Linked DNA regions of Homo sapiens: all the other regions are linked to region 1. A link is a contact called in ENCODE Hi-C or POLR2A ChIA-PET data. All regions are on one chromosome and are shown on one strand. The core of a region is the stretch at or near the end of the contact, and the rest is flanking DNA. Distances in the headings are between cores, read along the strand shown.

Region 1 (2,855 bases), core at 158-2,657:
CTTGACCACTTTGATTTACATGGAGACTAATAATTTTTTAAATGATGTTTCAATGACATATACTGTATAGTCTTTTTAAACCTGAGACTGATTTACTGTTTCAATATATCAGAGAACATTTAAAGAAAATTGTGTCATTGCCTCAGGATTTTCCAATGTATAAAGAAAGAATTTCTTGTAATGACCTCGTAGATATGGTACTTAAGAGTAAGTAACAAATAGACAAATAATTTTAAAACAAGAAATGGTTGAGACAGAAATGACCTTCCTGGAAAATAAATGCAATTAGAAAAAAGACTATTGTTACATGAAATGAATTATATGAAGGATGTTTCTAGGCAAACAGTAGGTGGCAACATCTACACAGACTTGTTTTAGAAATGCTTGTATAACATCAAAACAAAACTTACAAGCTAATGATTCATGAAATAGGGAATTTTCCAAAACTCACATGTTAGTAGAGATATTTATGCGCAAATCCATTGTTTTGTATTCTTTCTATTTTGGAATGTCATGCTTATGCCTTATCACAAGGACTCCACTAAGATCAATAATCTTAAAAATGTTTTGTTTGGCCAGGTGTAGTGACTAACGCCTAGAATCCCAGCACTTTGGGAGGCTGAGGCAGGATTGCTTGAACCAAGAATTTCGGGACCAGCTCTGGCAATATAGAGAGTCTCCATCTCTACAAAAAATACGAAAATTCACCAGGTGTGGTGGTACATGCCTGTGGTCCCAGCTACTTAAGAGGCTGAGGCGGGAAGATTGCTTGAACCTGGGACATCAAGGCTTCACTGAGCCATGATCACACCACCGCACTCCAGTCTGTCTCTCTCTCTCTCTCTTCCTCTCTCTCTCTCTCACACACACACAGACACACACACACACACACACACAGACACACAGTTTTATTTGTGGGTTATGTTAGAGACTGTTCATCTGTCTCTCAAACAAAGGGATAGAATTTTGTTCCCCTCACATTTCTTGGCCAGATTAGGTGGTTGAATTAGATAAGAGTAAGGATTAAGGGAACCATGCAAACAGCTGGATTTTTTTTTAATGCCACAATATGACCTCAATTACTGGAGTTCACAGAAGTTGCAGAAGACACATCCGGTGGTCAAGAAAAGGGGAAGCTGCCTTAAGTTTCCTTTTCTCTTGTGAGCGCAACAACCTCCATCTGTCTTTCTCTGTAACGCTGAAGACAGACACGTGACCCTGGTTCTCACAGAAGAACTTTCAAATCTAAAAAGCCATTTTAGGAAATAATTGGAAAAGTCTCTGTAGCCTTTGAGCTCCAGGATATTTGTTTTCCAGAATGATGAGATTGGTTATTGAATGTTTTAATGGTTGGAAACCAGAGAGTAGCTTTAGAGGCAAGCAGAGGCGCTGCTTTTTAACAGCAGAGGTCAGTAACACCAAAGGGGAAGGAAATTGAGCAGTCTGGCCAGAAATTGCAGATTTCTGTTGCAGACCCAACAGGCAAGAGGCAATAGGCAACATCCTGAGACACACAGGAAAACCTGATCCTTAGTACCTAACAGGGTCTCCTGTGCAGAAAATGTTCCCATCCCTGGCAACAGTGCCTTCCTGGATATGCTCACAGATGTTTAAGACTCTCCCTACCAGAGAAATAGCTTCTATCACAGAGTATTTTGTAGGGAACCATAACAGAACGTAAGGTGAAGTTTTCTACTATACTCTTATAATTATTGAAATTTTTCCTACTTCATTAATACCTGGACTTAGATTTCTCTTTTAGAAAGAAGCAGTTTGTAGCAAAAAAAAAAAAAAAAAAAGAAAAAATAATGTTTTTCACAGAAATTGAAAAAACAATCTCAAAATTTGCATGAAACCAAAAAAGAGCCTGAGTAGCCAAAGCAGTCCTCAGCAAAAAGAACAAAGCTGCAGACATCACACCACCTGACTTCAAAATATATTACAAGGTTATAGTAACCAAAGCATCATTACAGTGATACAAAAACTGACACATAGACCAATGAAACAGAATAGAGAACCTGGAAATAAGTCTACATATAAGGCAACTGATTTTTTTTATAAAGTTGCCAAGAATATACATTGGGAAAAGGGACACCGTCTTCAATAAATGGTGCTAAGAATACTGGATATTTATACACAGAAGAATGAAACTAGACCCCTATCTCTCACTACATATAAAAATCAACTCAAAACGGATTAGACTTAAACATGAGACCTCAAACTATAAAACTACTAGGGAAAAAACCTAGAGAAAACACTTTAGGGCATTGGTCTAGGCAAAGACTTTATGGCTAAGACCTCAAAAGTACAGGTAACAAAAATAAAAATAGACAATGGTACCATATTAAACTAAAAAGCTTCTGCACAACAAAGAAAACCATCAATATCATGAAAACACAGCCTGCTGAATGGGAGAAAATATTTGCAAACTGCTTGTCTGACAAGGGACTGATATCCAAAATACATAAGGAACTCAAACAGCAAAAAAAATAAATAAATAATCCCTTTAAAAAGTGGGCAAGAGGTCTGAATAACATTTCTTGGACGAAGACACACAAATGGCCAGCAAATACATGAAAAAATGTTCAACGTCACTAATCATCAGGGAAATGTAAATTAAAACCAAAATGAGATACCATCTTACCCCAGTTAGAATAGTTATTATTAAAAAGACAAAAATATAACAGATGCTGGTGAGGATGCAAAGAAAAGGTAACTCTTGTACACTGTTGATGGGAATGTAAATTAGTACAGCCACTATGGAAGCAGTATGGCGATTTCTCAAAAAAACTAAAAATAGAAATACCATATGATCTATCACTACTGGGCAATTATCCAAAGGAAAGGAATCAGTA
Region 2 (2,855 bases), core at 102-2,601, 330 kb after region 1:
TAAAGAAGAAGTATGTATGTCACTGAAACCTGAGTACCATAAGGAGAATAGAAGGTGCAGCCGAAATAGCGGACAAATTGAAGTGGTACCTGAAGTATCAGTGTCTTCAAGTCATTCTTCAGTGTCATCTTGTCTTGAAATGAAGGATGAAGATGGATTAGATTCTAAGCATAAGTGTAATAATCCGGGAGAAATAGATGTGCCATCTCATGAATTAAATTGTTCACTTCTTTCAGAGACTTGTGTTACTATTGGAGAAAAGAAAAATGAAGCTTTGATGGAATGTAAAGCCAAGCCTGTTGGTAGTCCATTGTTTAAGTTTTCAGATAAAGAAGAACATGAACAAAATGATTCCATTTCAGGTAAAACGGGTGAGACTGTTGTTGAAGAAATGATAGCAACAAGAAAAGTTGAACAAGATTCAAAGGAGACAGTAAAATTATCCCATGAAGATGACCATATTCTTGAGGACGCTGGATCTTCTGATATTTCTAGTGATGCTGCTTGTACAAATCCAAATAAGACAGAAAACAGCCTTGTAGGTTTGCCTAGTTGTGTAGATGAAGTGACTGAATGTAATTTGGAATTGAAGGATACCATGGGTATTGCTGATAAAACTGAGAACACCCTTGAAAGAAATAAAATTGAACCGTTGGGTTATTGTGAAGATGCGGAGTCTAATAGGCAGTTGGAGAGCACTGAGTTTAATAAATCAAACTTAGAGGTGGTTGATACTAGTACTTTTGGACCGGAAAGTAATATCTTGGAAAATGCTATTTGTGATGTGCCTGACCAAAATTCAAAACAGTTGAATGCTATAGAAAGTACTAAAATAGAGTCCCATGAAACAGCAAACCTTCAGGATGACAGAAACAGCCAGTCAAGTAGCGTTTCTTACTTAGAGTCAAAAAGTGTAAAATCCAAACATACAAAACCTGTAATTCATTCTAAGCAAAACATGACCACAGATGCTCCGAAGAAAATTGTTGCAGCAAAGTATGAAGTAATACATAGCAAAACTAAAGTTAATGTCAAAAGTGTGAAACGAAATACTGATGTACCAGAATCTCAGCAAAATTTTCATAGGCCAGTCAAAGTCAGAAAAAAACAAATTGATAAGGAGCCAAAGATTCAGAGTTGCAATTCTGGGGTTAAATCTGTGAAAAACCAAGCTCATTCTGTACTGAAAAAAACATTACAGGATCAAACTTTAGTACAAATTTTCAAGCCCTTAACTCATTCTTTGAGTGATAAGTCACACGCTCATCCTGGTTGCTTGAAAGAACCTCATCATCCTGCACAAACTGGACATGTATCACATTCTAGCCAGAAACAGTGTCATAAGCCTCAGCAACAGGCCCCAGCAATGAAAACCAATAGTCACGTGAAGGAAGAGCTTGAACACCCAGGCGTTGAGCATTTTAAGGAAGAGGATAAACTGAAACTGAAAAAACCTGAGAAGAACCTACAACCCCGCCAAAGAAGAAGCAGCAAAAGTTTTTCTTTAGATGAGCCACCATTGTTCATTCCAGATAACATAGCTACCATAAGAAGAGAAGGCTCTGATCATAGCTCCTCATTTGAAAGCAAATATATGTGGACTCCCAGCAAGCAGTGTGGGTTTTGCAAAAAACCACATGGCAACAGGTGTGTGTGTATGTGTGTATGAGTGATGTGTACATTGAAAATAAATTGCTTTTTTGGGGGTGGGATTAATGTGAGAATTGTTTTAAAGACATTATTTGATACACAGAGACCTGTGCAAAAACAAAAAGCTTCATCAGTCTTGGATAAATGATAGAAAGATGGATCTACTGAATTTACAAATATATCATCCTAGAACATTTAAAAAAGCATAGTCTGGCCAACAGCTGACATACATGGAAATATTTTGTCATTGTCACAGGTTAGACAGTGTAATTTAGCCACTGCATCTGCAAAAAAGCCAAACACTTCCTGGTAATTGGAAAATTGTTATACTGCTTTGGGTCTGTAAGTTATATATTAATTCATTTGGTGTGAGAAGAACTAGTAATAAAGTATGAAGGTCATAATGGAAATTCTATTTTTCTTTTGAAGTTTTTTTTTTTCTTAAAATGAAACATATTAAAGAACACCATTTCATAACTATCAAACTTTATCTTGCAGTGAAATTTGACAGCTAAACAATTGTTAGATTACCCAGGTCAACATGAAATAGAGTGAAAAACGTATTTCTTTTTTTGAATGTTTTAAATAATTTTTTGTGAATTCTAGTCTTTTTAAAATTTGAGATGATTTTAGCACTGACTTTCATCATTCTTTCTAGTATTCAGTGATTTGTAGTTTTATGACACTGCACCCCTCAATCCCCAATGTGTTTTTTGTTAGCTTTTTAAGAAAAGGAAAGCAAGAGATGAAGTGGAGTTTGCAGCTACCAGATTATTCTGTTCAAGTGTTCATATTGCTGTTGGAACTTCTTTCAATGCTGATATGATAAAAGAACATTATAATTTGTATATTATATTCTTCTTATCCTTATTCATGAAAGTGTGCTAGAGTGATTTTTCCCAGCACTATCTTAGTACATAAAAATGAAGCTCTTTAGGGAGGGACAATTTAGTAAAGTGTGTTGTAACATATTATTTTGGTGGTGTTAGGGTGATTGGGGAGATCGGAAAGGAGATGTTGGGGCTATTGTGTAAAATAAGTTTTATGTCAAAGTATTTCTTCATTTGTGATCCAGCCCGTGGCCTATTTTTAGCGTCAAGGGTTAGTTTATAACAATATATTCCAGTTTTTAAAAGTTGTCACTTGTTTGAATACAGTGCTACATTCACTGTCACTTACATGCTCTTAATTATATGGTTTTTTTA
Region 3 (2,855 bases), core at 265-2,764, 310 kb after region 1:
GCTTATGAGAATCTGATGTGTGATGATCTGAGGTGGAACAATTTTATCACAAAACCACCCCCTCATCCGTGGAAAAATTGTCTTCCATGAAACTGGTCCCGGGTGCCAAAAAGGTTGGGGGCCACTGCTGTAGAGGACAGGGCCAAAATTTTCCTCAAAAAGTTATTTTGGGGTCCTCTTTAATGCCTTAAATAGACAGGAGAAGCTCCACAGCTTCAGACACAAAGGAAGATCATTTTGGTATAATTTTTGTTTTATAGCCCACATTTAAAGTAAGAACTAGCTGAGTAAAATTCATCAATTTTATTTTCTTTAGTTCTAGTGATTTTTCTCGCTGTTTTCTTCTAGTCATGACAGGATTGCAGAATCCCTTGTTGCCATTTTTACTATAGTTGCTGCCTGGATTCTTTTGGAACTCTGTAGACCTGTGTCTTCTCCCCTTGTACTCTTTTCCCTTCCATATTTATTGCTTAGTTGGAGGATCTTCTCAAAAGATTTCTGATCTGGATCTACTGGTATTGGCACTATTTTCTGCCATCTCTTCCTCCCTAAAATACTGTCTTTCCCTAATTTTGGTCTTTGGTCATAGGTTTTTTTATCATGTCTTTAAGTGAATCGTGAATGACAAATTAGTTATCAAATATGTGCTTACATAACAAGAACGATAAATTGTCATGGAATGATTACATGGAAGTTTCCTGAAGTATGAGAATATCCAAAATGGTGACATTGTTTAAAGCATAATTGATGTCATTTCTATTTTCCTGCTAAAGCTAATTTTCTATAAACAGAGTCTGAGATTAGGATGAGAGCATTTTACTGGTTGACAACTCCAGTTGGTACCAATCTCAGAAGATACAGTGTGAATAGTCCCCTTAAGTTGAGTGGACAACAGCCTGGATAGTTTAAGGAAGTGAATAAAAAAATAATTTTGATATAAAGAATATCAAGGATCCTTGAGCAAATGTTTTCTTAACCTTAGTTTTGACCTCCTTTTCCTTTGTCTAATTAGCCTCATAATTACTAATTTTTTTCTGTCAGGAAGCAAAGTAAATAATAAAATCTCTAAGGTCTTTGCTATCTTTTGAGGACACTGATCAAAAAGAAATTCTGATGAAAGATAGAGAGCTGCATCTTGATTCTTACGGGATCTCAAGATGAGACTGGCTAATTTATAGTGGCCCAGAAGTGTGATTACTTGTTTCAAGGCCCTATCCTTGGTTCGCCTTCACTATCCTAGAAATAGGATAGCTTCTGTACCCGCCAGCTACAGAAGCTGAATTTCATAATTCCTTGGCAGTGGCAGATCCTTGTTTTTTTAGAGAAGTAGGAAAGCTGGCTACCTAGATTTCTCCAAATCATAGACCTAGACCTCCTTAGCCTCCCTGGCTGTCCATTTCTCATTTCCTCAGCCTCCTGTCTGACCCCAGAAACACTTTCTGTACTCCAGACTTTATATTATTTTCCTAGTCTCTGTTGCCATCATGGATTTGCTTCCCATAGGTTGTAATTTACTGAGTCATCATCTTGACTCAGAATTTTTGGCCTTGGTTTTAGTTAGGATTACACTCAGCTAACAGTGATAGAAAACTCCAGATAACAGTGGTATAAAGAAAGAAATTGCAGTAGCTCAGAAGGAAGTGACTGAGAGCTAGTATGGAGTCGCACAGTGCCAGGGACCCAAGCTCCTTCTACCTTGCGCTATTATGTGTGATGACTAATTTCACCTTTATTGCATAATTTGAGATGGCCCCTTCAGCTATTAGATATTGATTCCACTCAATAAAAAAGGGGAGGGAAAGGTAATATCTCCTTCATTTAAAATTGTATCTTGAAAGTTGTATGTTCATTTCTACTCACATCCCATTGGCCACACCTTAGTAACCTCATCTATCAGTAAGGTAGATTGAAAAGTGTCATTTTTTTTATGGGTAACCATGTACCCAGCTAAAAAATAGGAATTCCAGTAAATGAGGGAGAATGGCTGAATGGTTATTGGGCAACAGCTAGCAGTTTCAAGTACAATTTCTATAGTTCAGTCTGTGAGGAATCTGAGATCAGTACCTTTTCCTAGTTCATTGGTCATCCTGGGACCCAGGTTTGACTACTAGGCTTTTTTTCAGAGCACATCCTGCCTCACTTGTCAAAGACTTCTAGACTGTATATCTGTATTTCCTCCCTAACAAGTGGAACTTGGGAATCAGATAAAGTCCAGTTCTCTGTTCATAGAGCATGATCATTTGCTCGTATCAGAAATTTTAGAGGGAGATTCAATTCTTGTTTTACTCTGAAGGAGATGGGTGTCAAAATTGCTACTTGTGTATTGGAGATATTTCATTAAGGTAAGATAACCAAACTTTTTTGATTGTGTAAGTTTATATATAAGACATTTGAGTGCACACCAGTATTTTTACGTGTATTTATATTACTTGTCTTACTGTTTTACTGTATTAATGTATTTTGTATAACAAATACAGTAGATATTAAATATTTTAAAATGTTGAGCCATAGATAAAATATTTATACTTTTCAAATTATTAACTAAAATTATTAGTTGTATAAGAACTTACTTGGAATGCATTATGATTGCACATGCTTAATTAGTTTTGGAAATTTCATCTTATTTTGATAAAATTTTTTACATATCTGGTTCCAAGTTGAGCTTGATACTGGGTTTTAATGGCTATCATAGCTGAAAAAGATAACTCGATTATACATACATTTAAATGGAAGAAATTTATTGTAGTTATTGTACAATAACTACAATAATAGAAATTTATTGTAAGTTATAATCTTAGTTTTTTTTGTTTTAAATACAGAAAAGCTTTTATTTTAGTTAATTAGAACATTTCTGC

What was found. A loop is a pair of places that touch in the nucleus more often than their neighbours do. ChIA-PET counts read pairs that join two places held with the same protein, here RNA polymerase II (POLR2A). Pooled maps may share reads with other maps.
Region 2: a loop to region 1 is called in a map of MCF 10A, with 6 times the contacts of the local background. The contact joins two enhancer-like sites. A Hi-C loop is called at or near these places in 4 of 168 maps with a recorded cell type or tissue (Calu3, HepG2, MCF 10A and 1 more), 25 of 37 single-sample maps with no recorded cell type and 11 of 50 pooled maps. POLR2A ChIA-PET finds 5 or more read pairs at or near these places in 3 of 52 experiments (MCF 10A, OCI-LY7 and PC-9).
Region 3: a pooled map shows a loop between it and region 1 (7-fold over the local background). The contact joins two enhancer-like sites. A Hi-C loop is called at or near these places in 1 of 168 maps with a recorded cell type or tissue (Calu3), 1 of 37 single-sample maps with no recorded cell type and 4 of 50 pooled maps.

Annotation. Positions count from the first base shown.
Region 1 is chr6:63,351,809-63,354,663 of GRCh38, forward strand. It overlaps a transcript of LGSN not described here. Among named protein-coding and RNA genes, the nearest start is that of LGSN, 33 kb to the left of the region's middle. RefSeq lists enhancers at 795-904, 975-1,244, 1,345-1,434. Within about 2 kb of position 1,408, at least 9 of the 41 ENCODE cell types and tissues checked have a DNase peak (open chromatin) inside an H3K27ac peak, as active enhancers do; they include OCI-LY7, where a contact is called at or near this core.
Region 2 is chr6:63,684,265-63,687,119 of GRCh38, forward strand. PHF3 (PHD finger protein 3) reads left to right here. Exons shown (of 16, transcript NM_001370348.2): 4 at 1-1,647. Among named protein-coding and RNA genes, the nearest start is that of PHF3, 50 kb to the left of the region's middle. RefSeq lists an enhancer at 1,344-1,713. Within about 2 kb of position 1,352, at least 4 of the 41 ENCODE cell types and tissues checked have a DNase peak (open chromatin) inside an H3K27ac peak, as active enhancers do; they include OCI-LY7, where a contact is called at or near this core.
Region 3 is chr6:63,662,102-63,664,956 of GRCh38, forward strand. The region is part of intron 2 of PHF3 (PHD finger protein 3); the gene reads left to right. Among named protein-coding and RNA genes, the nearest start is that of PHF3, 28 kb to the left of the region's middle. Within about 2 kb of position 1,515, at least 3 of the 41 ENCODE cell types and tissues checked have a DNase peak (open chromatin) inside an H3K27ac peak, as active enhancers do.